7 separate regions of the Homo sapiens genome follow, and all the other regions are linked to region 6. Evidence: chromatin loops called from intact Hi-C (ENCODE). Cell type or tissue: PC-3. All regions are shown on one strand. Region 1 has its middle 190 kb from the start of LINC02104. Region 2 has its middle 58 kb from the start of LINC02104. Region 3 has its middle 170 kb from the start of PTGER4. Region 4 has its middle 74 kb from the start of LINC00604. Region 5 has its middle 130 kb from the start of LINC02104. Region 6 overlaps TTC33 (tetratricopeptide repeat domain 33). Region 7 has its middle 30 kb from the start of C7.

What was found. Peaks named below come from ENCODE experiments on the same cell type or tissue, not always from the same donor. Only the 100,000 strongest peaks of a DNase experiment are listed, where the experiment ranks them.
Region 1: a loop joins it to region 6, with 9 times the contacts of the local background. A loop is called at or near these places in 42 of 110 quality-filtered maps.
Region 2: it touches region 6 in a loop (6-fold over the local background); 50 of 110 quality-filtered maps call a loop at or near these places.
Region 3: it touches region 6 in a loop (17-fold over the local background); 8 of 110 quality-filtered maps call a loop at or near these places.
Region 4: it touches region 6 in a loop (6-fold over the local background); 14 of 110 quality-filtered maps call a loop at or near these places.
Region 5: it touches region 6 in a loop (8-fold over the local background); 2 of 110 quality-filtered maps call a loop at or near these places.
Region 7: it touches region 6 in a loop (8-fold over the local background); 7 of 110 quality-filtered maps call a loop at or near these places.

Annotation. Positions count from the first base shown.
Region 1 is chr5:39,712,294-39,716,293 of GRCh38, reverse strand. No RefSeq gene overlaps it. Among named protein-coding and RNA genes, the nearest start is that of LINC02104, 190 kb to the right of the region's middle. In PC-3, a CTCF peak has its summit at 2,023 (motif pointing left); DNase peaks (open chromatin) are centred at 2,033, 2,573 and 3,193; H3K4me3 peaks cover 1,654 bases; H3K27ac peaks cover 2,203 bases.
Region 2 is chr5:39,576,872-39,580,871 of GRCh38, reverse strand. No RefSeq gene overlaps it. Among named protein-coding and RNA genes, the nearest start is that of LINC02104, 58 kb to the right of the region's middle. In PC-3, a CTCF peak has its summit at 1,801 (motif pointing left); no DNase peak of the experiment used is centred here.
Region 3 is chr5:40,505,132-40,509,131 of GRCh38, reverse strand. No RefSeq gene overlaps it. Among named protein-coding and RNA genes, the nearest start is that of PTGER4, 170 kb to the left of the region's middle. In PC-3, a CTCF peak has its summit at 1,834 (motif pointing left); no DNase peak of the experiment used is centred here.
Region 4 is chr5:40,164,742-40,168,741 of GRCh38, reverse strand. No RefSeq gene overlaps it. Among named protein-coding and RNA genes, the nearest start is that of LINC00604, 74 kb to the left of the region's middle. In PC-3, a CTCF peak has its summit at 2,207; a DNase peak (open chromatin) is centred at 2,211; H3K27ac peaks cover 444 bases.
Region 5 is chr5:39,646,578-39,650,577 of GRCh38, reverse strand. No RefSeq gene overlaps it. Among named protein-coding and RNA genes, the nearest start is that of LINC02104, 130 kb to the right of the region's middle. In PC-3, a CTCF peak has its summit at 1,664; a DNase peak (open chromatin) is centred at 1,597; H3K27ac peaks cover 2,102 bases.
Region 6 is chr5:40,734,498-40,738,497 of GRCh38, reverse strand. The region is part of intron 2 of TTC33 (tetratricopeptide repeat domain 33); the gene reads left to right. It also overlaps a transcript of PTGER4 not described here. Among named protein-coding and RNA genes, the nearest start is that of TTC33, 19 kb to the left of the region's middle. In PC-3, a CTCF peak has its summit at 2,023 (motif pointing right); DNase peaks (open chromatin) are centred at 2,007 and 3,307; H3K27ac peaks cover 959 bases.
Region 7 is chr5:40,877,750-40,881,749 of GRCh38, reverse strand. No RefSeq gene overlaps it. Among named protein-coding and RNA genes, the nearest start is that of C7, 30 kb to the left of the region's middle. RefSeq lists an enhancer at 3,286-4,000. In PC-3, a CTCF peak has its summit at 2,169 (motif pointing right); no DNase peak of the experiment used is centred here; H3K27ac peaks cover 16 bases.

The DNA of each region.
Region 1 (4,000 bases), 1.0 Mb after region 6:
CTGTTTTCTAAAAAAATCAATTGTCAGGTGAGGCGCGGTGGCTCACACCTGTAATCCCAGCACTTTGGGAGGCCAAGGTGGGTGGATAGCGAGGTGAAGAGATGGAGACCATCCTGGCCAACATGGTGAAACCCCGTCTCTACTAAAAATACAAAAATTAGCCGGGCGTGGTGGTGCGTGCCTGTAGTCCCAGCTACTCGGGAGGCTGAAGCAGGAGAATCGCTTGAACCCGGGAGGTGGAGGTGGCAGTGAGCCGAGAGCCTCAGGTTGGCGACAGAGTGAGACTCCATCTAAACCAAAAAAACAAAAAACAAAAAATCAATTGTCAGTCTTTTTATTATTATTGTTTTGTAGGAGCTCTTTATTCTGAATACAATTTATCAAATATGAGTCTATGCTTTGCTTTTTAACACTTAATGTTAAAATGTATTTGAATAAAAATAAATTCTTAATTTTAATGCAGTTCACTTATAATCTTTTTTGTATGGTGTGAGTTTTCACACTGTTCGAGAAATCTTTGTTTAAGAAGATCTTCATGAAACACCAACTATTTAAAGGTCTTAAAGATTTTCCCCTATTTTCTTCAGGAAGAATTATTGTTTTTCTTTTTATATTTAGGTATATGATATACCCCTAATTTTTGCCTATCCCATATATCGTAGGTCAAAGTACATATTTCCCATATAGATTTCCAGTTGACCTAGATCTTTCTAACTCGCAGAACTGCGACAATGCTTTTGTCACATATCATCTCATATATCATGTATGGAACTGTCTCTGGGCTCTATATTTTAGTTCATTGGTATGATTGTGCTTGTACTAATCTTACATTGTCTTAATTGCTGTGCTTTTGTAACAGGTCTTTACATCTGGTACTGTATAGCTTTCATTTGTTCTCTTTTGAGATTACCATAAGTATACTGGATCTGCATTATAGAAAGTGCACAAATTTTCAAAAAAAGATGGAATTTTGATTGAGATTGTATTCAAGCCATAGATCAATTTTGGAAAAATTGACATAAAAAAGATTGAGTTCCAAATTTTCCTTCCATCCTGTAGGTTGCCTTCCATCCTGTAGGTTGCCTTAAACACAGCCTTAGCTGCATTCCATATGTTTTAAAATATATGTGAATAACCTTTTCTTTATTGGAAACCCCTTTCAGTGGTTCAAATATCCTGCAAGTAGATATATAGTTAATAATTGCCTACTACGAGTGAAGCACAAGGTCCAAGATTGAATAATTTTAAATGATATTTTGGAAGAATATGGAGAGGAGATATTAGAGAGGAGTATAAAAGAGCTAACTTTTCATCTTATTTACTAGGAAGACAACAGATGACATTTAAGACAAAAAATAAGGAAATATTAGGATAAACATGATATTTTCAAATACATAGGTAAATACCAGAAAATAAGAAACTTTTAAAAAGCTAAAATTGACTAGCCCAGGTAAACAGAAATAGTGAGTACCAAAAAGTGAGTCAGAGGGCTTTTTTTCCTACTGCATAACTCTAATTTTTTAGTTCCATACATGTAGTTGTTTGACAATAAACATCATTTTTATTTAATTTATTAAAAAGACTTTTAAAGAAGATAGAATTTTGTGAAAGATTTGATATTTTCCTTGAAGAACACAATGTTTTAAGCCTAAAATATAGCTAAAATACATTTATGCCACAACATTTCCTTAAGGAAATTGTGTTTCTCAGAAAACACTGAAATGTCTAATTTCTTCTCACACCTGATTTGTTAACGACTAGTTGCAATATAACATTATACTCAAATTCTAAGTTGTCCAAACAAGCACAAGTCTGAAGTCTAAAATTAGCTACTATCTATTGGATTGTGGCCCAGGTAAATTCGTTTGTTCAGTGAAGCAAAAATACTATACATGTGGAATAGTTTAAATATTATTTTTTAAATGTATTATTATTCTTGTATGTATTTGGCTTATGTTTCAAAAGGAAATAAAGCATAGAAAAATGCACAGTTCACTACTGCCCTCTGCTGCATGGAAAGGTGAAGAGAAAAGTGCTAAGAGAAGACCTGCTACCTGGCCTGCAGTGATCTGATTTGGGAATTCAAGCCATGTCATGTCTTCTAGTAAAATGACTCCACCAGCCATTCTCTCTGTAAAATATGCTGACTGAGAGTCCTTGCAAAATGGACCTTGGATTAAACTGCTAGTATTTTTAGAACACCTTCAGATTTTGAGAGAAAAGAGAGTCATTTAAGAAAATAATTCATCAGACAAGATGTTCATGAAGCAGCTACTATTTCAGAGACAGCTCGGGAAGAAAAGTATCTTATTACTACTAGGTCAGTATGGCCAGTCAATGATAAAATCCTATTGTTATAAACTGACATAAGCCAATTTGATCCTTTAGAAGCTATGAAGTCTTTTTTCAGTATGTGTTAAAAGACTCCAGCTATGGGAAGGGAAGACTACATCCCTCTCATTAACAGGCAGCCTGCTGCAATAGGAGCAAATCTTTAACCGTTTTCTGCCAAACATAATGTTTATTGGCAAACAGGAAGAAGAAGTTATCCAACCTAGTCATGCAAGCTGGGAGGTTTCTCTGTCCTCAGGCACTCCCACAAGCAAATGTCAATGCCAATCTTTCAGCAGAATTGGCCAACTCTCTTGTGAGGCCACAAAATGACTCCTCTGTGAAATAAAGTAGGATAGTGGTGGGGGGAGTGGGAGGCAGAACCAAATATAGCATCTACTCTGAAAGACAAAAATATTTTCTTACATTGACAAAGTAATATTATCTTACATAATAAAACTAAAAATTATTTCTGAGTGTTATCTCACTCCTGATTCTTTTAAAATCCTTTGCAACATTTAAACTGTGTCCCTTAATGCCTTTCTGGTGATGACGTCACTTGCTGGATGGTCTTCTACCAGCAGGGATTTCCCACATTGGTTGGGAATATATTCTTGGGTCCTTTATTTTGAGGCTGATGAAATGATCTCATTTTTTTTGTCAGGTAAGGTGACAAATTTCTCTGTGATAGGAGTGGGGATACTGGACAAAACAGAGCTTTGGTTTTGAGCACTTTTTCAGATATCTGTTGGTCATTTGCATGTGACCTTTAAAAAAAGGTTTATTCAGGCCCTTCACCCACATTTTTATTTAGGTGCTTGTGTTTGTTCGCATGTTTTTCTATTGATTTTCGTGACTTCCTTACGTATTTCGGCTATTAGTCATGTATTGTATATATGGTTTGTAAATATTTTCTTCCATCCTGTAGGTTGCCTTTTCATTTTGTTGTTTGTTTCCTGTGCTGTGCAAACACTTTGTAGTTTGATGTAGACCCACTTGTTTATATTTGTTTTTCATTACCTATGCTTTGAGGGTCATATTCATAAAATCATTGTCAAGACTAATGTCATGAAGCTTTTCTTGTGTTTTCCTCTAGGATATTTACGACTTCAGATATTATGTATGTATAAGGCTATTTTGAGTTGAACTTTGTGTATTGTGTAAGATAAGAATCCAATTTTATTCTCTTGCATATGGTTATCTGGTTTTCCAAGCACCATTTACTGAAGAGACTATGCTTTCCCCTTGTGTATCCTTAGTACTTTTGTACCCATGCATGGCTTTATTTCTGAACTCTCCATTCTATTCTGTTGGTTTATGTGTTGGTTTTTGTGACAGTAACATACAGTTTTGATTACTGTAGCTTTATAATGTATGAAAAAGTGCTGTGCTCAACATCATTAATCATCAGGAAAATGCAAATCAAAACCACAATGAGGCATCACCTCACACTTCTTAGGATGGCTATTATCAAAAAGCCAAATGACAAGTGTTGGCAAGAATGTGGAGAAAAGAAACCCTTATACTGTTGATAGGATTCTAAATTGCTATAGCTATTATAAAAAAGAGTATACAGGTTCCTCAAAAAATTAAAAATAGAGCTACAATATGATCCAGCAATCCCACCTCACTGCTGAGTATGTATCCAAAGGAATTAAAAACAGTTCTT
Region 2 (4,000 bases), 1.2 Mb after region 6:
ATAGTCCCAAAGCTTCAGACATCAGCAGCAGAGAGGAGCCAAGCAGACACAGGATGAATAATGAATAATGAGAAAGGTTGCAAAATATGCTTTAAAATTATATGTCTAATTTTTCTTAAATCCACAAAACTTCTGTTAAATGAAGCTATGCCATTTCATTAAATTATCTACATGTTATTTAAGAAAAAAAAAAGAAAACAACTTTAGTATAATTTCAAATGTCTCCTTCACACAGACACAATCATGCTCATGGCCCTCTGTTGTATAAAGATTTCCCCGTTCCAGGCCGGGTGCGGTGGCTCACGCCTGTAATCCCAGTGCTTTGGGAGGCCGAGGCAGGCGGATCACAAGGTCAAGTAATCAAGACCTTCCTGGCCAACATAGTGAAACCCTGTCTCTGCTAAAAATACAAAAATTAGCTGGGCATGGTGGGGCGCACCTGTAGTCCCAGCTACTGGGGAGGCTGAGGCAGGAGTTATTGCTTTAACCTGGGAGGCAGAGGTTGCAATGAGCCGAGATCATGCCACTGCACTCCAGCCTGGTGACAGAGCAAGACTCCGTTTCAAAAAAAAAAAAGATTTCCCCTTTCCTGCTGTCTAGTCAAACTACTGGAAGGGAATGATTTCTTCCTTTCTCTTCCCTTGACTATCAAACTTTTAAAAAGAGATTTCAGACTTTCTTACAATCTCTCCACTCCTTTCTCATGGTAATCTGCTTTCTACCCCATTAATTTTCTTAAAGTCCAATGGCCTCTGTTCCAATCATCTTCTCAAACTTATTGAAATATTCCTTACTCTTGTTCCACGTATCCTTCTCTGCAGCCTCCTAAGACACTACAGCCACCTGAGAATTCTGTTAAACTTAACCATATCATTGGTTTCTCCTAAATGCAAGCGTTATCTAGACGTTTCTTAGGACTTTGGCCTTTATCTCTCTGTGACTTTCTTATCTACTCCTAAGGCCACAAATATCCACTCTGTGTTTATGTCTCTCTTAAATTTTACTTCTTAATCTAAACAGGAGACCCAATTGTCAACTGCTAAGTTAAATCTGTGTAGATGCACAAGGGCACCTGAAAATACTCCCTTTGGTCCAAGCTCAGTCTTTCTCCTGTTATACTCTGGTTAGCTTTCCCCTAAACCAGATTAAAATACTGGAGTTATCTTTGGCTATTTGTTCTTTTGAATGTCTGACATCCAATTAGTTGCTCAGTTCTTTCCCTTCTGTGTCTACAGTTATTTTCCTCATCTAAGCCATAGTTTTCCCATTACCACTCTTCGGGATCTTCCCCTTGCCTTCTTCCTGTTTTCTAACAAACACTCCTCTCTTTTACATCCTTCCACTTGTCCTTTCCCTGTCAGAGTTATTTTTCTAACGAACAATTTTGACCAAGTCATCCCTTACTCAAAGCCATCTATCTCTACAGAATAAAGATATGTCTACGACATTATCCCTCTAGTTAACAATACTGTGTAGTACACTGTAAAATTTGTTAAAAGGGTAAAACTCATGTTAAGTGTTCTTAACACTTAAAAATACTAAAAAAACAGATTAGTATCTCTATCTTGGCATTTAAGGGAGGTCATAATTAGGTCCTTAGCAGGCTATGTAGCTTTAAAAACATTAGGTATAGAATTGTTTTAGCAACCAAAAAGGGCTGACCACAGAGGAGAAAAATCAAAAGAAATAAAATAAAATAAAACAAAATAAAAAAGGATATAGGTTGTTTTCATTTGCCCTTTTTTTCCACTTTGATGGCAAAACTTAACTTTTTAACAATGATTGTATTGCCATCTGCTGGAATTATTGAGAACTGCATTTTAAGTCTTTTTTTTTTTTTAAGTGTGAAGTGTTTTCTTTCAATTTTTCAAAAACTCTTTCTAAATATGGCTTTTAATGTTGAATCTAATAAGAGATTTTAGAGCTTCATGTAAGAATGATCTTTGATTTTAAAGCACACAAAATTACAATTAACAAATTGATACAGCCTTTGCTTATAAGAGACTATGGTGCTTCATCCCTTATTACTAACATCATTTATATCATTGAGCCCAAGAATAAAACAATTGGTGTGATGGGGAGTAAAGTGTGTTATCTAATGTCAGGTGACTTTCAGTGACATCACATTTTTAACACTAATTAACAATTCAAATTCTTACCATCTCGTGAGACTCAGAACTAGAATTACTTTTTCCAATAAGGTCTTCCCAAGCCAAGCCTCCCCCTCCCTGAATTTGTGAACTTATTTGCATATACCCTTCACCTAAGATTAGTCATAGTGCATTATATTGACAGGTAACATTTTCTATGTTTACCTCTCAATATATAATAGTGGTTAAGAATCTGGTCTCTAATGCCTCTTTCAAAATATACATTTTCCACTTACTAGCTGTTAATTAAAATTTTTGTAATCATTTTCCTTATCTGTCAAAGAGAGATAACACTATTTCCTTCATAGGGTTGTTGGTAAGATTAAATTAGCAAAAACTGTAAAATCACTCAAAGCAGTACCTGCTATGTAGTAAGCACATAACAATTACTAGCTAATAGCAGTGACCTGAGCAGATTGTTAAAATTGTGTAACTCATACAACAGGTAGCAGTGAGTCCCACATAGGCTTACAACAGTATTATTAAAGACTTTTTATTAGCTATTTTTAAATTAATTAGATTTTTATGTATAATTTACATGCAGTAAAATTTATCATTTTTAAAGGTACAATTTTATAAGTTTGACAACTGTATACAGTTGGTTAACCATAGTCACAATCAGAATATTTCTATCACCCTAACGTGTTATGTGCCCATTTTCATACGTCTCTTGTCCCCACTCCCAAACCCTAGTAACCTCTAACTCCTAAAGACCACTGATCAACTTTTAGCCACTATAGGTTTTCATTTTAGAATTTTATGTAAAGGAAACCATACCATGATGTAGTCTTCTGTGTCTGGATTCTGTTACTTAGCATAATAATTTTGAGATCCATCCATGTTATTCTGTATAGCAGCAGTTCATTCGTTTTTATTGTGGATTAGTATTTCATGGATACTTGACTTGCTTCTAGGTTTTGGCTACTGGGAATAAAGCTGCTGTAAGTATGCATACAAGGCTTTGTGCAGACACGTGTTTTCATTTCCCTGGGATAAATACCTAGAAAAAGGGTTGCTAGGATAAACAGCCAGAGAGTTGCTAGGTTGGATGGTAAAGTCAATGTTTATCATTACAAACTCCCAAACTGATTGTATTATTTTGTATTCCCACCAACAAAGATGAGCTCCAATGGCCCCATCTTCTTGCAAATACTTGATCTATTCAACTCTGGTGATTTTAATCACTCTAATGACTAATAATGTTGAATATTTTTTCACTTGCGTATTTGCTGTTCTTACATCTTCCCTGACATTGATACAGCTTTTGCCTATTTTGCAATTATCTTCTTACTATTGAGTTTTTGAGTACAAATCCTTTATCAGACATGCGTTTTGCAAAAGTTTTCTTCCAGTCAATGGCTTTCCCTTCTATTTTCTTAATTGTTTCTTTAAGAGCAAATTTTTAATTTTGATGAAGTCAAATTTATTATTTTTTCCTTTGTGTCCTATCTCAGAAATATTTTTGTAATCCAAGATCACAAATATTTGTGTGTCTATCTTTTCTGATATGATATTTTTAGCTTCGGATTTTCTGTTTAGGACTACGATTTATCTTGAGTTAATTTAGATGTATAGTGTGAGATAAGGCTTGAGATTCAAAAATTTCACACAAAAATATACAACTGATGCAGCAATTTTTGTTGAAAAAAACTCTCCTTTCCCCATGGTATTATTTTTACATTTATGTCAAAAGTCATTGAACACATATGTGAAGTTTGAATTCTGAACTCTATTTTTGTCCCTTTGATCTATAAGTCTTTTCTTAAACAGTCTAGATTACTATAGTTTTATAGTCCTAGGATTAGGCACTGTATGTCCTACAACTGTGTTTTGGGTTTTTTCAAGATTTT
Region 3 (4,000 bases), 230 kb after region 6:
AATGAATATATGACAACTGCTGAATATATAATGCAATTTAAGATGGGATTTTCTCAGCAGACTCAAAGAAAACTTTGACAATGGATCCTGAGTTCTTCCACTGAGTATGAAAATGAAGAAGAAGAAGAAAAAAGGATTAGAGCTATAGCCTTACCAAGTACAACTTCATTCCATGGGTAGAAAAAAATAGGTCATATGTTTTACTTACTACATTGATAGAGAAAAACTTACCCTCCAAAGTAGAATGTACAATCTTAGAAAATGCTTCCAGGCAGCCAAACTGGATCAATGGTTAAAAGATTATTAGATAACAATATATTTTAACCTGTGGATTTTCAGATAACTAGCTTATTTAAAATGTCTTTGGTTGATTCTCTCACGTTTTGTAGGTAAAGAATCATACTAAATGAAAATAATAATGATTCTGTCTCCCCCTCTTTTAAACTTATAATTTATTTTACCTTATTGGTTTTGTTCAGACTTTCAGAACAGTGATAAATAATTGTGCCTTCAGGCACATTTGTCAATAGAAACACTTCTGGTTTTTTGATTGTAAGTATGAAATTAATTGTTGGTCATGGCTTTTTTCTTTCTTTAAAAAAGAAAGTAAAAAGACACCATGACCATGACTTAATACTTATTAGTTAGATAAGTTTGTAGATTTCTTCTATCTGCTTTATCAGATTTCTATTCAAAGATTATTGTAAATTGGTAAGATTAAATGGCATAAGTGGCATTTCATCTTTTTTGTATACTTTTTTTTTGTTTTTTTGTTCGAGACGTAGTCTAGCTCTGTCGCCCAGGCTTGAGTGCAGTGGTTGGAGTGCAGTGGCGTGATCTTGGCTCACTGCAAGCTCCGCCTCCCGGGTTCACACCATTCTCCAGCCTCAGCCTCCTGAGTAGCTGGGACTACAGGCGCCCGCCACCATACCCAGCTAATTTTTTTTGTGTTTTTAGTAGAGACGGGGTTTCACTGTGTTAGCCAGGATGTTCTCGATTTCCTGACCTCGTGATCCGCCTGCCTCAGCCTTCCAAAGTGCTAGGATTACAGGCATGAGCCACTGCGCCTGGCTCTTTTTTCTATACTTTTTAAGAATGTAAATAGCAAAGTAATTATCTGTTACTTGAAAGACCAGAAATTATTTGTCTATCTAACTTTGAAAAATTTCTTTGACAATTTTCCCCAATTTATTCCATGATTATAGATCTACTTTTTTTCAAATTAAAAAAATTATCTTCATTGTTGTAGTTTGATCTTTTTTTCTAATTTCAGAGGGGTCTGTGTTTTTTCTCTTATGTCTTTCTTAAGTTATATTTGTCTAAATTGTTTATTCTATTGTTCTTTTTAAATAAACAGCTTTTGAATTTGTTTATAAACTCGAATTTACCTCTATTTCAGTATTTCCTAATTTATTGATTTCTACTTTATTAACAATTTCTGCTTGTTTTCCTGAAGTTTGTTCTGTTTTACTCTAATTTATAGAGCAAATTGTTTTGTTAATTTATTTTAATTTCTAGAAATTAATAATAAAATCACTTAAAGTAAATTTCTTTGATTATACAGCTTGGCCATATTTACTAAGTTTTTACATGTTGTATCCTTATTTTTGGTGTTTTCTAAATGATCTGTAATTATAGTTTCGGGTTCTTATTCTAACCAAGTTTATTTAAAGGTAATTTTCCTCTTCTAATTTCCAAACAGTACTTAAAAAAAAAGTATTGTAATTCTGCTTTGTGGTGAGAAAAATGTACCTTATATAATTCTCACTCTTTGAATTAAATGAGTTTTTTTTTCTTTTTTGTAGATGATTATACCATCTGGTGGTGGAAATGGTAAATGGGCATAGTTACTACTTTCTTCACAGAGTAGAATACAGAAGGTAGAAAGGAAACCCTACCTTGTTCTTCAGTTGTAACTTCTTGGATCTTTGAATCTGAGGACATATGGAGAGAAACGGCAAAGATCTTATCTTTTGGTTTTTGGTGATTTCTGTTTCATGATATAAGGTGGAATGTGCTGTGAGTAGCCTATGTAGGTTTATCTTAAACTAGTTTATTCTTCCTTGTGATCATCTATTTTTAATTGGTGTAGATTTGCTGGGTTTTTATCTTTTTTATTGTTAACAAATTTTTGTTCTAATTTTGGTGTGATATTTGTGCTGATTTGTTGGGGATTACCAACTAGAGGACAGTATGAATCAAAACGATCTGTTTTTTTAATGATTTTGGTCTTTTCGAAATTAGTATTAATATACTGTTTGATTAATCTTGAAATATATAGAAAAGCAAAGATAAATAAATTAACATCGCCCATAATGGAAACACCGTTAGATAACCAAAGTGCTAAAAGTTTTGGTCAATAGTGTTCCAATTTTTTTCTGTTAAGTTTTTAAAAAGTTGAGCATACATTAAGCTTTCCACTTCTTGTTTAAATCATTAAAGGAAGTTCACGTAAAGTAAAAATACTTACAACTTAGAAAGGGTGGATCTGAATCTTTATCTACTTTTCATAGGAAGGCAAAATTACTTCCCATAGCAAATCCTGAGCCATTCACAGGGAACAGTGAGCACATGGAAGGAAAGCAGGAACAGTGAGTAGGTGAAGGCACATAATCTATCTCTAATAGTCTGATCTGTTCCAGAGGAACAGAACCAATAGGACGGACACACACACAAACACACATACCTCATATATATATATATATATATATATATATATATATATATATATATATATATATATGTATCACACACACACGCACACACACACACACAATTTATTATAAGGCATAGGCTAAGAAGTCCCATGATATCTGCCATCTGCAAATTGGAGACCCAGGAGAGCTGGTAGTGTAGTTCCAGTCCAAATCCTGAGAACCAGAAGAATTGATGGCATAAGTCCCAGTCTGAGTATAGGAGAGGGTCAATGTTCAGCTCTAAAACAGTCAGAGACAGTGAATTCTCATTTATTCTTTTTTTTTGGTCTATTCAGCCTTTCAAAGGCTTGGATAACACCCGACCACATTGGGGAGGGGAATCTACTGATTCAAATGTTAATCTCATCTGGAAACATGCTCACAGACACAACCAGAATACTGTTTAAAATATCAGGGCATCTTGTGGCCCAGTTAAGTTGACACATGTAGTTAACTATCACAGTATCAAAATTAAAACTCAGTAATAAGGCTAAAGGCAAGCTGGTATATATACATAGAATATTGCGTAGAAGATGAAGTCAGGGATCATGCCTATCAGATTTCTATTGCTGATTACATAGTAAAGATGAATAAAATGCCTAATATGAATCAATTCCTGGTTATTCTCAACAAGTAAAGAAAATACTTTTTGGGAGAAATGTATTTTGAGCAATTTGAAGAAAGAATGCAGTAGCCTGCTGAAGGAGTGATCTGAATATACTTTGCATAATTATCTTGGAACACTGTAGAGATAAGAGGAGAAATGAATGGTCAAGAGTAGGTGCATAAGAGGCAAAAGGACTATTAGAATGCAGGTGGCAGGCAAAAAAATAAAATTTGGCTGGACTAACCGAAAGGCAAACATTTATAAGATGGGGACTCTTGAGGGCAGGGAAAAATATGCTGTAATTTAGAGAAGACTAAAACATTGTTACTTAAAAAATTTCCTATGAAGATGGATAGAATGATAAGAATTAATGTTGGATAGAAAAAAGGATTGTTGGGAGAGGTTACACTATTGCCCAAAGTTTACAATATTATACCACATCAATTTTGCACCAATGTTCTAGCCAAATGCTAAGGAAATACCCAGGAGAGAATCTACTACAGAACCAGTAAACAGCTGATTTCTGAAAAAACACATTATGAAGATATTTTATATTCATAGACATCACAAGTAGCCTCTGTGGTCGGGAGAGCGCTTTAAACAGTAATGTGAAACCACTTGGATCTGCGAATTGCTTACTTATCCAATTGCCTTTTTTGACCTATGCAGTGGCAGGGAATGAAGAGAAGTCAGTAAT
Region 4 (4,000 bases), 570 kb after region 6:
CTTTCTAACTCCTTGATGTAGGTGTTCAGCACTAAACTTTCCTCTTAATACTACTTTTGCTGTATACCAGAGATTTTGATATGCTGTATCTCTCTTTTCATTAATATCAAAGAGTTTTTGATTTCTGCATAAATTTCATTGTTTACTCAAAAGTCATTCAGAAGCAAGTAGTTTAATTTTCATGTAATTGTGTGGCTTTGATAGATCTTCTTAATATTGGTCTCTATTTTTATTTCACTGTGGTCCAAGAGTATGCGTAGTATGATTTCAATTTTTTTGAATTTACTGGGACATGTTTAATGGCTGGACATGTTTAATGGCTGGACATGTGGTCAGCTTTAGAGTATGTTCCATGTGCAGATGACAAGCATGTATATTCTGTAGTTTTTTGGGTGGGATATTCTGTAGATGTCTATTATTTCTAATTGGTCAGTGTTAAATTTTAGTCCAGAATTTCTTTGTTAGCTTTCTGCCTCAATGATCTGCCTAACACTATCAGTGGGAGTGTTGAAGTCCTGCCCCCCATTATTGTGTGATTGTCTAAGTTTTATTGTAGGCCTAGAAGTATTTTATAAATATATATATAATATATATTATAAATATATATATAATATATATTATAAATATATATATTATATATATTATAAATATATATATTATATATATTATAAATATATATAATATATATTATAAATATATATATTATATATATATATATATATAAATCGGGGTGCTTTAATGTTTGGTGCCTATTTATGAAGTGAGGTCTTCTTGTTAAACTGAAACTTTTATCATTAGGTAATGCCCTTATTTGTCCTTTTTTATTGTTGTTAAAGTCTGTTTTATGTGATATAAGAATAGTGACCCCTTCTCTCTTTTTGTCTTCGGTTTTCGTGATAGATCTTTATTCATCCCTTTACCTTCAGCCTATGGGTGTTGTTATATGTGAGATGTGTCCCCTGAAGAGAGAGACACATCCAACAGCAAGTCAGTCTAAATACTGTGGAAATAAACTGAAAGTGGGGTTAGAAAAAAACCAGAGGAAGAAGGTTTGAGTAGTCCTCAGGTACTTGGGAGGCTGAGATGGGAAGACCACCAGGTGAGACTGGGGAGATAGAGGCTACAAGTTTTTTATCCAATGTGCCACTCTGTGCTTTTCAAGTAGTGCATTTAGACTGTTTACGTTCGAGGTTAATATTGATATGTGAGTTTTGATCCTGTCATGATGTTGTTAGCTGGGTGCTTTGTAGTCTTGATTGTGTAATCGCTTTCTAAGATCTGTAGGCTATGTGTATTTTGTGGTAGCAGGTATCATTCTTTTGTTTCCATGTTTATAACTTCCTTAAGGAACTCTTATAAACCTGATCTAGTGATTGCAAATTCCCTTAATGATTGCTTATCTGGAAAAGAATGTATTTGTCCTTTGCTTATGAAGCTTAGTTTGGTGGGATATGAAATTCTTGCTTTGAATTTCTTCTATTTAAGGATTCTGAAAATAGGCCCTAGTCTCTCCTGGCTTGTAATTTCTGCTGAGAATTCTGCTGTTAGCCTGATGGGGTTCCCTTTGTATGTGATCTGGCCCTTTTTTCTAGCTGGCTCTAAGATTTTTTCTTTCACATTGACGTTGGAAAGTCTCATGACATGTGTCTTAGTGATGGTCATCTTGCATAGTATTATGCAGGGATTCTCTGAATTTCTTGAATTTTCATGTTGATTTCTCTAATGAGCTTGGGGAAATTTTCATGGACTGTATCCTCAAATATGTTTTCCAAGTTGCTTACTCTCTCTCAGGAATGCCAATGAGTCATAGGTTTAGTCTCTTTACATAATCCCATATATCTTGAAGGCTGTGTTCATTATTAAATTTTTTTTATTTTAAACATCTTTTCTATTTGTATCTGACCAGGTTGATTTGAAGGACTGGTCTTTGAGCTCTGGATTTTTTCCTCAGCTTGGTTTAGTCTGTTTTTAAGGCTTCCGATTGTATGTTCAGGTTCTTGTAGTAAATTTTTCAGTTCCAAAAATTCAGTTTGGTTCTTTCTTAAAATGGCTATGCCATATTTCAACTCTTGGATTGTTTTACTGGCTTCCTTAGTTTGGATTTCAACTTTCTCTAGAATCTTGATCTTCCTTGCAATTCAGGTTCTGAATTTTATGTCTGTCATTTCAGACATTTCGATGTGGTTAGGATTCATTGCTGGGGAGCTAGTGCCATCCTTTGGAGGTAAGGAAACAATCTTGCTTCTTGGGTTGCTGGACTTCTTGCAGTGATTCCTTCTCATTTGTGGGAGCTCATTTAAAAAAAAATTGAAGTTGCTGTCATTTGGATGGCCTTTTGTTTATATATTCTTTTCCCCCCTGAGGGTTTGACAGTGGTGTGTATTGTGTATAGTTTATTAGCTTCATTTCTGGGGGCTTTCAGAGGGCCAAGATTCTGTATGGGTTCCTTAGCAGTGGCTAGTTTCCTGCATTGGGTTTCACAGGCATTGTGTGTGCTAAAGGAATTTATTTTTGTTTGCTCGTGTAATTCACGCTGCGATCCAGTAGATGATGCTTAAGAGGCTTTTACCCACCTATGTGCCTCTTTTGCATGTCAGTGCATTCACAGCAGTTCTCTGGGGAAGGGGGAGAGAGCGATGACCTCCTTACTAAATCTGTTCCCTGGCCTTAGGGGTGGGGGGGTGGTCCCTCCAATCACTGGTGTTACATTTGTTTTTTCTCAACCCCAAGGGGTGCTGTGGTAGGCTGCATTTCCCCCTCCCTTAGGAGTGGCCTGAGCTGAAGATTAGGTCACCAGGAGACCCACACTTCCCCAGAGATCCACTGGTTCACTGAGCTTGTCAGAGTCAGAGGAGGTTGTGGGGAATGTCTGTGGGTGGTCTGGTGATGCAGTGCGTCAAGGGCAGAGGACCCTTAGGCAGGCATTGGTGTCATGGATGCGCATCTGGTATAATGACCGTGACCCAGGTTTTTTTTTGCCCAGCGAATGGCTGTAGCGGCTGCCCAGGTCACGCTCCCCTGACTGGGTTTCCCTTTGATTTCTGCCCCAGGAGTAGCCCTGAGGAGCTAGATTTGTCCCAAGCCTTCTGAACCTAGATTGCCCTACTATTCCAGGAGTTCCAGGCTTTGGGACTCCCTGAGGCAAAAGCTGTGGTATGTCAACAGGCTACAGGCTTCCTGGACTGGTCTTGCAGAGGGAGGGACACCTAGCTCCTGCACTGGCACTGGAACCAGCACCTTACTCTTCTCTGTTCTGAGAGTGGAGGCTCCTTTCCTGCTTGAACTCAGGCCACAGATCTCAGCTCAATGCCCCTGGATGGTGTGCTTGAACCTTAGGGGCATTGAGACCTGCGGCTTTGTCCTCTGGCCTCCTACTGCGGGGAAGGCAGCCAACTGCTCTTAGGCCACTGGTAAAACACTGGTGGGGCAGTGGAGGCTGTGCAGGAGTGGCCAGGTAGGCAGCCTTGGGAGGGGCTGGCAGACAAGGAGGTGCATGGATCAGGTGTGCCCCAGTTCCACAGGAAAGGCAGCCCTGCTATCTCCCAGACTGGCAGTCAGCAGGGGCTAGAGTTATTCAGAGCAAGGTGGAGAGCCCTGGGGTATGGGTGCCTGTGGATGTGTTTGGGGCAGCTGCCCCACAGGAAAAACCTTTGGGGCTCTGTGTAGGTTCAAGTCTCTGGGTAGTTCTCCCTGCCAGTTCAAATGTCTATGGGGATCACGGAATCTCTTGCAGCAAGGATCCCAGAGGTCTGCAGTGGGATATGTGGTGCCCCAGAGTTCCTTCACTCACCGGCCCCTTAGGACATGTTCAGGATTGGGAGCCAGTCTCGGCACTCAGCAACTTCGCGCAGGCTTCCCACCTTCCTCCCTCTTCAACCCCAGTGCCTGTGTCACCTCTCTTTGAGATTGGTTAAAAGTGGAATAGTTTACTTGATATTTTTGTGTCTATCAGGGGAGAGGTGTTTCCTGGCTGTGTCTAGTTGGCCATCTTGTAGGAGAT
Region 5 (4,000 bases), 1.1 Mb after region 6:
GAATGAGAATAAAGAATAAAGCCAACTGACTACAGTTTATGTTCAGTCATCTTGCTTCAAGCAAGTTGAGTGAACAAGGACTCACATTTGCAATATTCTAAGGAGGTGTAAAGGGGAGTTAGAAAGGAGTGAAGTGAGTGAAAACAGAAACAGAAAAGGACAGGGATGAGGCATATTCAGAGAGCCTAGGGAACCCAGTTGAACAAAAGATATTTGTGAATGTGCATTTGATTCACGTATACAGCAACTTATTTAGGGAGGACTTTTGTAGTATAAACCCTCAAAGCAGAAAGTCTGTCTTCATGTGAGATTCAGTCATACATCTTATGGGTGTTCAGTATTCACCCAAATCATATTGTTGAATATGACACATACATATTCAACAATATGTATACATATGAATATGTATGTACCATATTCAACAATATGCAAAGTGAAAATAGTTTTATATAAAATCAGCCCATAATTCAATATTCTAAAGTAGTTTAAGAATCTCTCTCTCTCTCTCTCCTCTGTGAAAAAAAGAAGCTAAGCTATCATCTGCTCAAACTTCTTGATTTTAAAGATAAGGAAAACCTAAACTCAGATTGTTTATCATTTTCTAACTCACAGAGTTAGTTCAAAGAAAGGTGAAAACAAAAGTTCAGGTTTGCTGACTGCCGGTTAGGAGGAAGGGCCACATGCCAGCAACCATACCCTACATTTAGTCAATTAGTATAGGAGCTTTCGTCCTACTTCCGCCAAGAGGGTTGATCCATGGCCATTGTGTCTCCCCTTTACTTAGTTTTCTCTCTATGTTTAAAACCTGATCATTCAGGCCGGGCGCAGTGGCTCACGCCTATAATCCCAGCACTTTGGGAAGCCGAAGCGAGTAGATTGCCTGAGCTCAGTAGTTCAAGACCAGCCTGGGCAACATGGCGAAATGCTGTCTCTACTAAAAATTCAAAAAATTAGCCGGGCATGGTGGCGCATACCTGTAATCCCAGCTACTCAGGAGGCTGAGGCAGGAGAATCACTTGAACCCAGGAGGCAGAGGTTGCAGTGAGCCAAGATCGTGCCACTGTATGCCAGCCTGGGTGACACACAGCGAGACTCTGTCTCAAAAAAAAAAAAAAAAAAAAAAAAACTTGATCATTCAAAACTTCCTCACAAATCCAGTTACCTAAATTCTCTTCAAAGTTTTTTAATAAAATAATGTGCTAGACATTTTCTATTTTAGAAAGAAACTTCACCACTGACCTCTCACAAAAAGACTAGGCCGGGCGTGGTGGCTCACACCTGTAATCCCAGCACTTTGGGAGACTGAGGTGGGCGGATCATGAGGTCAGGAGTTCAAGACCAGCCTAGCCAACGTGGTTAAACCCTATCTCTACTAAAGTTACAAAAAATTAGCCAGGAGTGGTGGCGGCACCTATAATCCCAGCTACTCAGGAGGCTGAGGCAAGAGAATCGATTGAACCCGGGAGGCTGAGGTTGCAATGAGCCAAGATCGTGCCATTGTGCTCCAGCTTGGGTGACGGGGCAAGGTTCCATTTAAAAAAAAAAAAAGACTCCGGTCAAGATGAGTCATCAGGTGAGACTGAGAAGTAACACAGGAACTTGGAGAAGGGCAGTGGGTCAGGTGGCTTAACTGGAAGAAGAGTGCCACACACTGGGGAAAAAGAATGTCATCTCCTCAGATGCTTCTAGAAGGGTGTTTTTAAAAGTTCTTGAACTGGGAACTCTCAGATTTAATTTTCTCTTTTATTTTCTTTATTTTGCTGGCATTAAGTACAAAGAATTGGATTTTAGATTAGTCATAATCAGTGGTTCGTGACATAGTCATTGCTGCTGCATTTAAGGCAAGGCTTGCTTTTAGTCAGTTATTGAATGAATTATTTGTAATAATATAACAAGCCTGAGAACCAACAACTTCCAACCAAAGCAAGGCCCTTGACAAAAATCTACATGTAGCCATGAGGCTCAATCTATGTCCTTGCCTCCCCTACACCCAGAAAGAATGTGCTTATACATATCTGAGTCAGATTTGAGGCACTGTTGTGATAGGCAATAACATTTCTTAATTTTTTGTTATATGGAGCTAACAATTCTTTTTCAAAGCGACACCAATGGCCAGTTCCATGATTTTTATACAATTAGTTTAATCAAATTTCAGATTTGAAATTGGAGAAGTAGTAGGACAGTATAGTAGAAGGGCTCAAGTTCTGGAGTCAAACTAACCTTGGCTTAAATTCAAGAGCCACCATGTATTACCAACACTTACTTTTACCCTAGGCAAGTTGCATAACTTCTCTAAGCTGCAATTTCCTCCTAATGAAGAACAATAATAGCCCATATTGTGAGGACGTGATTATATAATCATGAAAACTATTTAACCTAGTGCCTGGCATAAAGAAAATGCTTGATTTATATAAGCTGTTATCATTTTTATCTCCTATTCTCCAGGCAGTACTTTTTTAATGCTATATTTTAAAATGTTTTGACATGTCATAAAACAAATTTCATGTCGTTGTGGATCTTTCCTTCCAAGAAGATAATCAACTGTGTAATAGTAATGATATACTACATTTTCTAAAGCTACGTGAATTTTAGAACACCATTACCTCATCTGGTACACAGAAGAGTTCTATAATTATGTTCAGGAAGGCAGTATTATTTCCAATTTATACAATTGAAGTTCAGTGTGATTAAGCTGGCAAAAATTTTTCAGGCATGACATGTAGCCTGAAAAAACCTGAAATTCAGTAAGTTTTACGTTTTCCCTTCAGTCTCTCCTATTCTACCTTGTGAATGTGGACAGTGTTTTAGGGAGTCTCTCTCCTTTATACCACCTGGTCATTTGTCAAATGGGGCAAGGTAGACACCTCTTTCTTAAACAGGGAAATTTATCATTTGCTTAGTTTTCTATCATAAATCTCTTCTTTTGAAAAGGAAACATACATCAAAACCATTTCTCTTATTTTTATTACTATTATATTTAATTGTACCTTATTTATTACAGAAAATATCTTCATTTTCTTGGAACACTGATACATGTCCTTTGCCTTTTTTATTGTGTTAATCAAGTTTGCCAAAGCATTTTGAGCCATCTTTGATTTTGAATACAATCTTGTTGTAGGCCCTCCTGAGCCAGAAATAATGAGTCTAAAGTGGCCTGAACTTTCTAACACGTTTTAATTTTTAGGTTAATAAATATTAACCTAAAATTACTTTACTTATTCATTACTTTATTTATTTTGTATTTACAGTAAATTAACTTTCATTACTTCATTACTTTATTTCATTTTATTTCATTAGTTTATTTGTTTTTAAAGTAAATTAACATGAGAAATTGCTGCTTTGTTAATAAGTCAGTCTTCCTTTAGGTTGTCTAATATGAACAAAAATTTACTCTAATAAAGTACTTCCAAAATGTCCAATTTTACATTTAAGCATTCTCATCATTTATATTCCATTTTTCACATGACCACCAGAATGATCTGTTATAATGTCAAGTATTAGTTATCTACTAAAAGTGCTCTAAAAGCTATCATTGTTCTTAAAATAAAGTTCAGATTTCTTTCCATGGGCTTCAAGTTTCTATATATTCTGTCTCTCCTCTACATTTCTGACTTCCTGCCTACCACTCTCCTCTCCCTCACTGCTCCACAGCCACCCTGATTCATTTTTCAGTCCTCCAACCCACTTTTCTCAGAGTCTATGCACTAACAGTTCTAGGTGGGGTATTTCTTGCCATTCAATTCTCCCCTCAAACATCATCTACTCGTGATTTTCACACTGCTATAAAGAACTACCTGATACTTGATAATTTATAAAGAAAAGAGGTTTAATTTACTCACAGTTCCACAAAGCGGGGAAGGCCTCAGGAAATTTATAATCATGGCGGAAGGCGAAGGGGAAGCAAGGCATGTCTTACATGGCAGCAGGAGAGAGAGTGAGGGGAGAAGTGCCACACTTTTAAACCACCAGATGTGGTGAAAACTCACTCACTATCACAAGA
Region 6 (4,000 bases):
ATTGTATTGTATTGTATTGTATTGTATTGTATTGTATTGTATTGTATTGTATTTTATTTTATATTTTATTTTATTTTATTTTTGAGATGGAGTCTTGCTCTGTTGCCCAGGCTGGACTGCAGTGGCATGATCTCAGCTCACTGCAACCTCCACCTCCCGGGTTCAAGCAATTCTCCTGCCTCAGCACTCCCGACTAGCTGGGATTACAGGCGCGCACCACTCTATGCCTGGCTAATTTTTGAATTTTTAGTAGAGACAGGGTTTCACCGTCTTGGCCAGCCTGATCTCAAACTCCTGACCTCAGGTTATCTGCCTGCCTTGGCCTCCCAAAGTGCTGGGATTACAGGCATGAGCCACTGTGCCTGGCCTGTTTCACATAAAGTTAAATATATACTTTATTGTACAATCTCACAGTTTTATTCCTAGATACTAATTCAGAAGAAATGAAAACATTATATCCACACAAAGACTGTTCCAACAATGTCTCTAGCAGCTTTATTAATAGTGTCCATGAACTGGGACAACCTAAATGTTCATCAGCAGGTGAATGAATGAATAAATTGTGGTATATCCATACAATAGTATTCTCTTGAGCAGTAAAAAGAAATGATTGACATCTCAGAAACATGCTAAGGGAAAGAAGTCAGGAAGAGTACATACCGTCTGATTCCAATTTTATAAATCTGTCTAAAGACAAATTAATCCATAGTGACAGAAAAAATCAGTAGTTGTCTGGGGTCAGCAGTTGGGGTAGATTTCCCGAGAAAGGGGCACAGAAAACTTTTTGGATTGACAAAAATGTTCTTTATTGTGATGGTTGTGGTTGTATTTACATGAGTATATACATTTCTCAAAACTCATCAGAAAGTATGCTTCAAGTGGGTACGTTTTTTGATATATAAATCACACACCAGTAAATTTGATTAAAAAAACAAAGTTTTGAGTGCTTGTCAAATGTAAAATAATTCTATATTCGTTTCATATATCTTTATATGTGTTCATGATGTCTTTGTGTTCTGAATTTGCTGTTATATTGCAAGTTAATTGACAGATAATTTAGATTTCAGTAAAATTTTGAATCTGGATATTATGTATTTTCGGGTCTTGGTTATTTTATCACTCTGTCAGCCTTCTTTAGTAACTCTTGTGCATCACCTGTAGGATAGTAGCAGAAGTCCCCAGTCTTTTTTTTTTTTTTGAGGTGGAGCCTCACTCTGTTGCCCAGGCGGCTGGAGTGCAGTAGCACGATCTTGTCTCATTGCAATCTCCACTTTCCAGGTTCAAGTGATTCTTGTCCCTCAGCCTCCTGAGGAGCTGGGGCTACAGGTGTGCGCCACCATGCCTGGCTGATTTTTTGTATTTTTAGTAGAGATGGGGTTTTGCCATGTTGCCCAGGCTGATCTTGAACTCCTGGGCTCAGGCGATCTTCCTGCCTTGGCCTCCCAAAGTGCTGGGATTACAGGCCTGAGCCACCATGCTCAACCTTGAGTGGCTTTTAAATTCAGAAGTCTTACCTTAGAGTATTCATGATTCTTTTTAACAAAAATCTGGTTTACTCTTCTACCCAACCCCCAAGAAATTTTGGTGCTTAATAGAGATGGTATAGTGAGTATAGTGGTTAAGAGTGTAGATTTTGAAGTCAGATTACCTCCATTCAAATCCCAACTTTATCATTTCTATCTGCATAAACTTTGGGTAGTTATTTTTTGTCAATTTCTACCTCATAGGTCAAATGGTGATACATATCTTATAGAATTTTGGAGGATTAAAGAGCAAAGTCCATGTAAAAGCATGCTACCTAGCACCTAATAAGCACCAAGTGAATGTACTTTAGATATAATATTTTAGGATTTTATATGTTCTTGGTATATTTCCTGTAGTAGTAATATATATTTTTGTAAATTATTTTGTTCAAGTGGCTTTTTCTAGAATTATTACAAACTAGGTTATACCTTCTCAAGAGTCACGGTGTTAGTCCCAACTTTGACATCTTGGCTTTTAAAGTTTCAGCCACTAGATGGTGATATTTGACTGTCTAGCTAACTGGTCTGATTTTTCTGTTAGAATCAGTTGTATGTGTATGAAGCAGGAATATAAATTAGAATTTACCATGCATTTTGTTCTTGTCTAGGAAAGTATACCTACTAATGTAAATTTGAGGGTGATCTTGCTGTGTGACCCACATTCTGCAGATTACTCACATCAGTATATTTAATGACAGTGGTTTTGCCTCATGCTCTGTGGAAAAACATAGATACAGTCAGTGTAGAATGACTTTATTTTCTCACCAGCACATCTTCCAACCTTACTGTATTTGTGCCTATATGATCTGTCATCATTCCATTGTAATTATCAAAGGCCCACCACTCCACTTGTACTCTAGACCCCATCCCCTTGTGCCTTCTCAGGAACGTTGTTCTGAAATTGTCCTCTCATTTTTATATAATCTGTTTCTTCTTTTCTCTCGGTCCTTCTTGCTGGCATGCAAACATACCCTGATAACATCCATTTAAAAAGCTTCTCTCCAAATGCTCTGCCATTTCTCTGCTCCCACTGCACTACAAACTCCATTTCTTGATGAACCATCCAGTCATATTTCTGTCCCCATGAATCCACTGAAACTGCTTTTGTAAAGGTTATCAGTGACCTCCATGTTGTCAAATCCAGTCATCACTTCTCTGTTGTCATTTATTGTGCTTCTCATCATTCAGCACAGGTGACCACAGTCTTCCTAAATACACTGCTCTCTCATCTTCCACACCACCATGCTATCATGCTTGTCCTTGTCTCCATGTCCTCTCCTTTTTAATCTTTGCTTGCTCCTTTCCTTTTGCTCTCCAGATCAACAATCATCTGTGTTTGTGGAGCTGTTGCCAGCTTAACATAGACCTTGTATTTATTCTTCTTTCTTCATGGCTTACTTCTGTTTTTCCCTCACTCTTGATTGCGTGGGATCCTATCCACTCAATAAAGATTTAGCCAGTAAGCTTTGGCCTCAGGCTCTGTTTTCCAGGTAACCCAAATTATCCTGGATTTCTTTCTTTTTTTCACTCATACCAAGTCCAAGTTGAGCCAACTGTACATTTTCAGTGTGTTGTAAATCTTTTTTCCTCTTTCTGTTTTCACTTCTATCCTTATCTAGGGTTATCTCATACCTAAATTACTTTGGTTGTCTCATATCTAGCCTTCCTGTGTACATTTTTGTACCCTTACTGTCTATTCTTCTGGGTCTGACTGATCTTTTAAAAATGTAAATCAATAATTCATGTCTCACTGTTGTATAAAAACTCTGTGGATTCTTCATCACACATACAATTAAATCCACATGCATAACTATGGCTTATTGTATTCTCTGTGATCATGGCTTCGGCCCACCTCCCTGACCTCTGACTTCCTTTCCTCTGGTTTTATTTCCTTTCCACAAAACATGGTTTGGTCCTGCCCCAGGTTCTTCCCTTTGCCTGGAATGGACCTTCTCCAGATTTTCAGTTGTCTGACCACGTTTTGTCACTCAGGTCTCAGCTTGAATGCGTTCCTAGGAAGACCTTTCTTGACCGCCCATTCCGAATAGCCACTTGGTCACTCCCTATCACATTCCTCCATTTGTCTTTTATCACGGCACTTATATTTTAACTGTTTGTTATCTTTCTTTCCCTGTCCCCTTCTAACATGCATACACTTTAGAAAGTAAGATCTGGAAGAATAGTAGGGACCTTTTATATCTTGTTGGGTGCTGCATCCTTAGTACTTATTACTAGAATTCTACCTGTCCCAGGGTAGGTGCCCAGTAAATATTTATAAAGTGAATAAGCTGTTAACTATATAGCTCATTAAATTTAAAGCCACAGTAAATTAGAAGTCTAATTGGGAGTAAAGTAGCTAAACACATTGACATTTCTATTTGGTAAATGAGTGTGCTATCTAACTTATTTAGCTTGATCACCAGCTGTTCTTTACCTCAGTATAGGGCATTATCTCATCCTGCCCTGTTGTAGTCCAT
Region 7 (4,000 bases), 140 kb before region 6:
ATAGTTCCACATGGTGGGAAGTAAAAGGCACTTCTTACATGGTGGCGACAAGAGAAAATGAGGAAAAAGCAAAAGCAGAAACCCCTGATAAAACCATCAGATCTTGTGAAACTTATTCACTATCACGAGAATAGCACAGGAAAGACCAATCCCCATGATTCAATTACCTCCCCTGGGTCAATCCCACAACACATGGGAATTCTGGGAGATATAATTCAAGTTGAGATTTGGATGGGGACACAGCAAAACCACATCACTTGCATAGAATGACATTGCATAAGCATAGTATCATCATTTTCTTAAGTATTCTGGGTTTTCCTAATCTTTTATAAACAATGTAAAATTGTACATCTTTTACATATATACATTTTTACAGACATTAAAAAGAACATACGTAAGTAGAATTCATAAAGTAAATTTTCTTGGTCAAAAGTTCCATGGTTTTGTTTGTTGTTTGTTTGTTTGAGGTGAAGTCTTGCTCTGTTGCCCAGGCTGGAGTGCAGTGGCATGATCTCAGCTCACTGCAACCTCTGCCTCCTGGGTTCAAGCAATTCTCCTGCCACAGCCTCCCAAGGAACTAGGACTGCAGGCATGAGCCACCAAACCCAGTTAATTTTTGTATTTTTAGTAGAGACGGGGTTTCACCATGTTGGCCAGGCTGGTCTCAAACTCCTGACCTCAAGTGATCCACCTGCCTCAGCCTCCCAAACTGCTGGAATTACAGGGGTGAGCCACCATGCCTGGCTTTTATTTTTATTTTTTATGAATAAAATATAATTGCTTTCCCCAAAGGCAATAATAATTTATACCCTCACATGCAGTGAATGTGCTTTTATACCCACACCTTTATTAACATTAATCTTAAAAACTGTAATTGGAAGAGGTTGAACCTAACGGCCAAAAGGTGGCTGTTGACCTGAAGATTAAGTTGTTATAAAACCCAAAGGGAGGGATTGAAACCTCCTTTGCAAAATTATGACTGAGACAGTGAAAGAGATCTAACTTAACCAACTCCATCTTGCTTCTAACCTCCAAGCTGTCCTTGTTCATTCCTGGCATAGGCTGAACTAACTTTAGGGGAAACTTTGTAGTTTGTAGTTTATAGTTTAAGCAAAGACGGTAACAGCCATTTCCCAAAGCAGATCTCCTTCTTGCCTGGGGACTAGATTGCCTTTATAGGACTAACATTGGCCACAAGATTAGAAATTATGGTTTAGGAGTCATGCAGCTGGAGGCTACAAGATTCTGACCCTCTCTAAACTGTTCCTAAGATCAGTGCTTGAGATATTTTGCAGACCCTGCACTTGATGGATCAGCTGGCACCACCCAGATCAATAAACTGGCTCAACTGATCTTGTGGCCCCCAACCAGGAACTGATTCAGCCCAAGAAGACAACTTCCACTCCCTATGATTTCACCTCTGACCAATGAGCACTCCTGGCTCACTGGCTTCCCCGCACTCACCAAGTTATCCTTAAAAACTCTGCTCCGGGCCAGGTGCGGTGGCTCACACCAGTAATCCCAGCACTTTGGGAGACCAAGACGGGCAGATTACTTGAGGTCAGAAGTTCTAGACCAGCCTGGCCAACACGGTGAAACCCGGTCTCTACTAAAAATACAAAAATTAGCTGGGAGTGGTGGTGGGCGCCTGTAAGCCCAGCTACTCAGGAGGCTGAGGCAGAGAATCGCTTGAACATGGGAGGCAAAGGTTGCAGTGAGCCGAGATAGCACTACTGCACTCCAGCCTGAGCGATAGAGCAAGACTCGGTCTCAAAAATAAAATAAAAATAAAAATAAATAAACTCTGCTCACTGAATGCTCAGGGAGACTGGTTTGAGTAATAATAAAACTCTGGTCTCCGAAAAAAAAAAAGTGGCTGTTGAATTACTAGTAAAGTTTAACTGTACACGTTTTTCTCCATCCTCTACAAACAAAAATAATAACCAACCTCTGAATACATTTAATTTTATCCTCCATATTTGATATGTATTAAGTTGAGAAGAACTCTCTCAATTCACTAAAGAAATGTTTTTACTGTCTCTGTCTTTAAAGAAAAATAATTATAAACAAAATGTAATATGTCACCACGAGATTTGAAAGAGTTGGACAGACCTGGTTTCAGATATCCGTTATTAATGTGTAAGTATTCAAAAGATCCAGAAGGTGGCAGTATAATAATGTTTTCCTAAATTTTGGACCCAGATTATCTGAAAATATATAGATTGTTCCCATTTTTATTTTCTCTTTTCTTAAAGTGATGCACGATCATAAAATGCAAAGCACTAAGGAACAAGAGGAGGAAACCTCCACACACTTACAGAAAGAGGAACCGTGAGGGGATGGAATGTGCTCAGGTAGGGAATTAGAGAACTCGCTACAAATTTCAGCTCCTTGGGCAAGTCCCTTAATCTTGAAGTCTACGTTTCCTTGTAGGTGAAATCATATGGCAATGTCCACCCACAAGACCACTGTGAAGACTAAACGAGATAAATTATTTAAATGTACGCAGCACACTGGAACATAAGAATGTAACAAGCATTCAATCAATTTTTTTTTGAGATGGAGTCTCCCTCTGTTGCCCATGCTGCAGTACAGTGGCACAATCTTGGCTCACTGCAAACTCCACCTCCCGGGTTCAAGCGATTCTCCTGCCTCAGCCTCCCAAGTAGCTGGGATTACAGGCATGCGCCACCACACCCGGCTAATTTTTGTATATTTAGTAGAGACGGGGTTTTCACCATGTTGGCCAGGCTGGTCTCAACTCCTTACCTCAAGTAATCCACCTGCCTCAGCCTCCCAAAGTGCTAGGATTACAGGCATTAGCTACCGCACCCGGCCCAATCAATATTATTTTATGCAGTTCTGTAGGGAACTACTCCAAGACTTAGAATAATATTGTTTAGGAAACAATGAAATAGAAGCCTCATACATATATAATAAAAACCTATTATGTTAAAGGCCTACATCTTGAAAAAGGGTAATAAGACACACAGGAGAATGTCCTCCCTCCTCAAGGGGTGGGGAAAGAATTACCTAAGCAGGTAACAGTGCAAGGCAGTGAAGAGAAAAAAAGGTCTCCAGCGAGTATGATGCTCTGAAAAGTCTTCACCTAAAATAAAAGGAAATAATTTGATATTTGAAGGAGAAGAGAAAAGGTATTTCAGAGGTAGGAGTGGTACAGCTCTGGGTGTGTTTGGAAGGCCATCAATGAATAATTTGACTTCTCTAGAAATTAGGTAAATAGGCAGGGCGCTGTGGCTCACACCTGTAATCCCAGCACTTTGGGAGGACGAGGCGGGCGGATCACGAGGTCACGAGATTGAGACCATCCTGGCTAACATGTGAAACCCCGTCTCTACTAAAAAATACAAAAAATTAGCTGGACGTGGTGGCAAGTGCCTGTAGTCCCAGCTACTCGGGAGGCTGAGGCACAAGAATGGCCTCAACCCGGAAGGCAGAGATCGCAGTGAGCCAAGATCACGCCACTGCACTAGAGCCCGGGCAACAGTGCGAGACTCCGTCTAAAAAAAAAAAAAGAAAGAAAGAAATTAGGTAAATAAGGTACATTAGAGTTGCATTACAGAGAGGCACAGATTAGGGCTAATAGTTACTGACTACATGCCAGTGCTTCTCAAACTTTAGGTGAACAAGTAACCTCCAGGTATCATTCACGTTGAGATTATTATTTAAATCATAATCTGGGATGTAGCCTGAGAGTTGTTAGATATGAGTTCTGAATTTCTCTTCAAAGAATCAGTATGTCAGTATGTTCAATTCTTTGCCTTCTACTTTTAAACTTAATTTCCTCGTAAAGCAATCTTTTTCGATTACCTGCTCCATCCTGATTCATTCTGATTACCTGCTCCACCATGACTCATTCTGATTACCTGCTCCACCCTGACTCACTCTGATTACCTGCTCTGCCCTGACTCATTCCCCACCCTGACTCATTCAGATTTCCACTCTGCCATAACCATTTTTCCCACCGTACCACTCACCC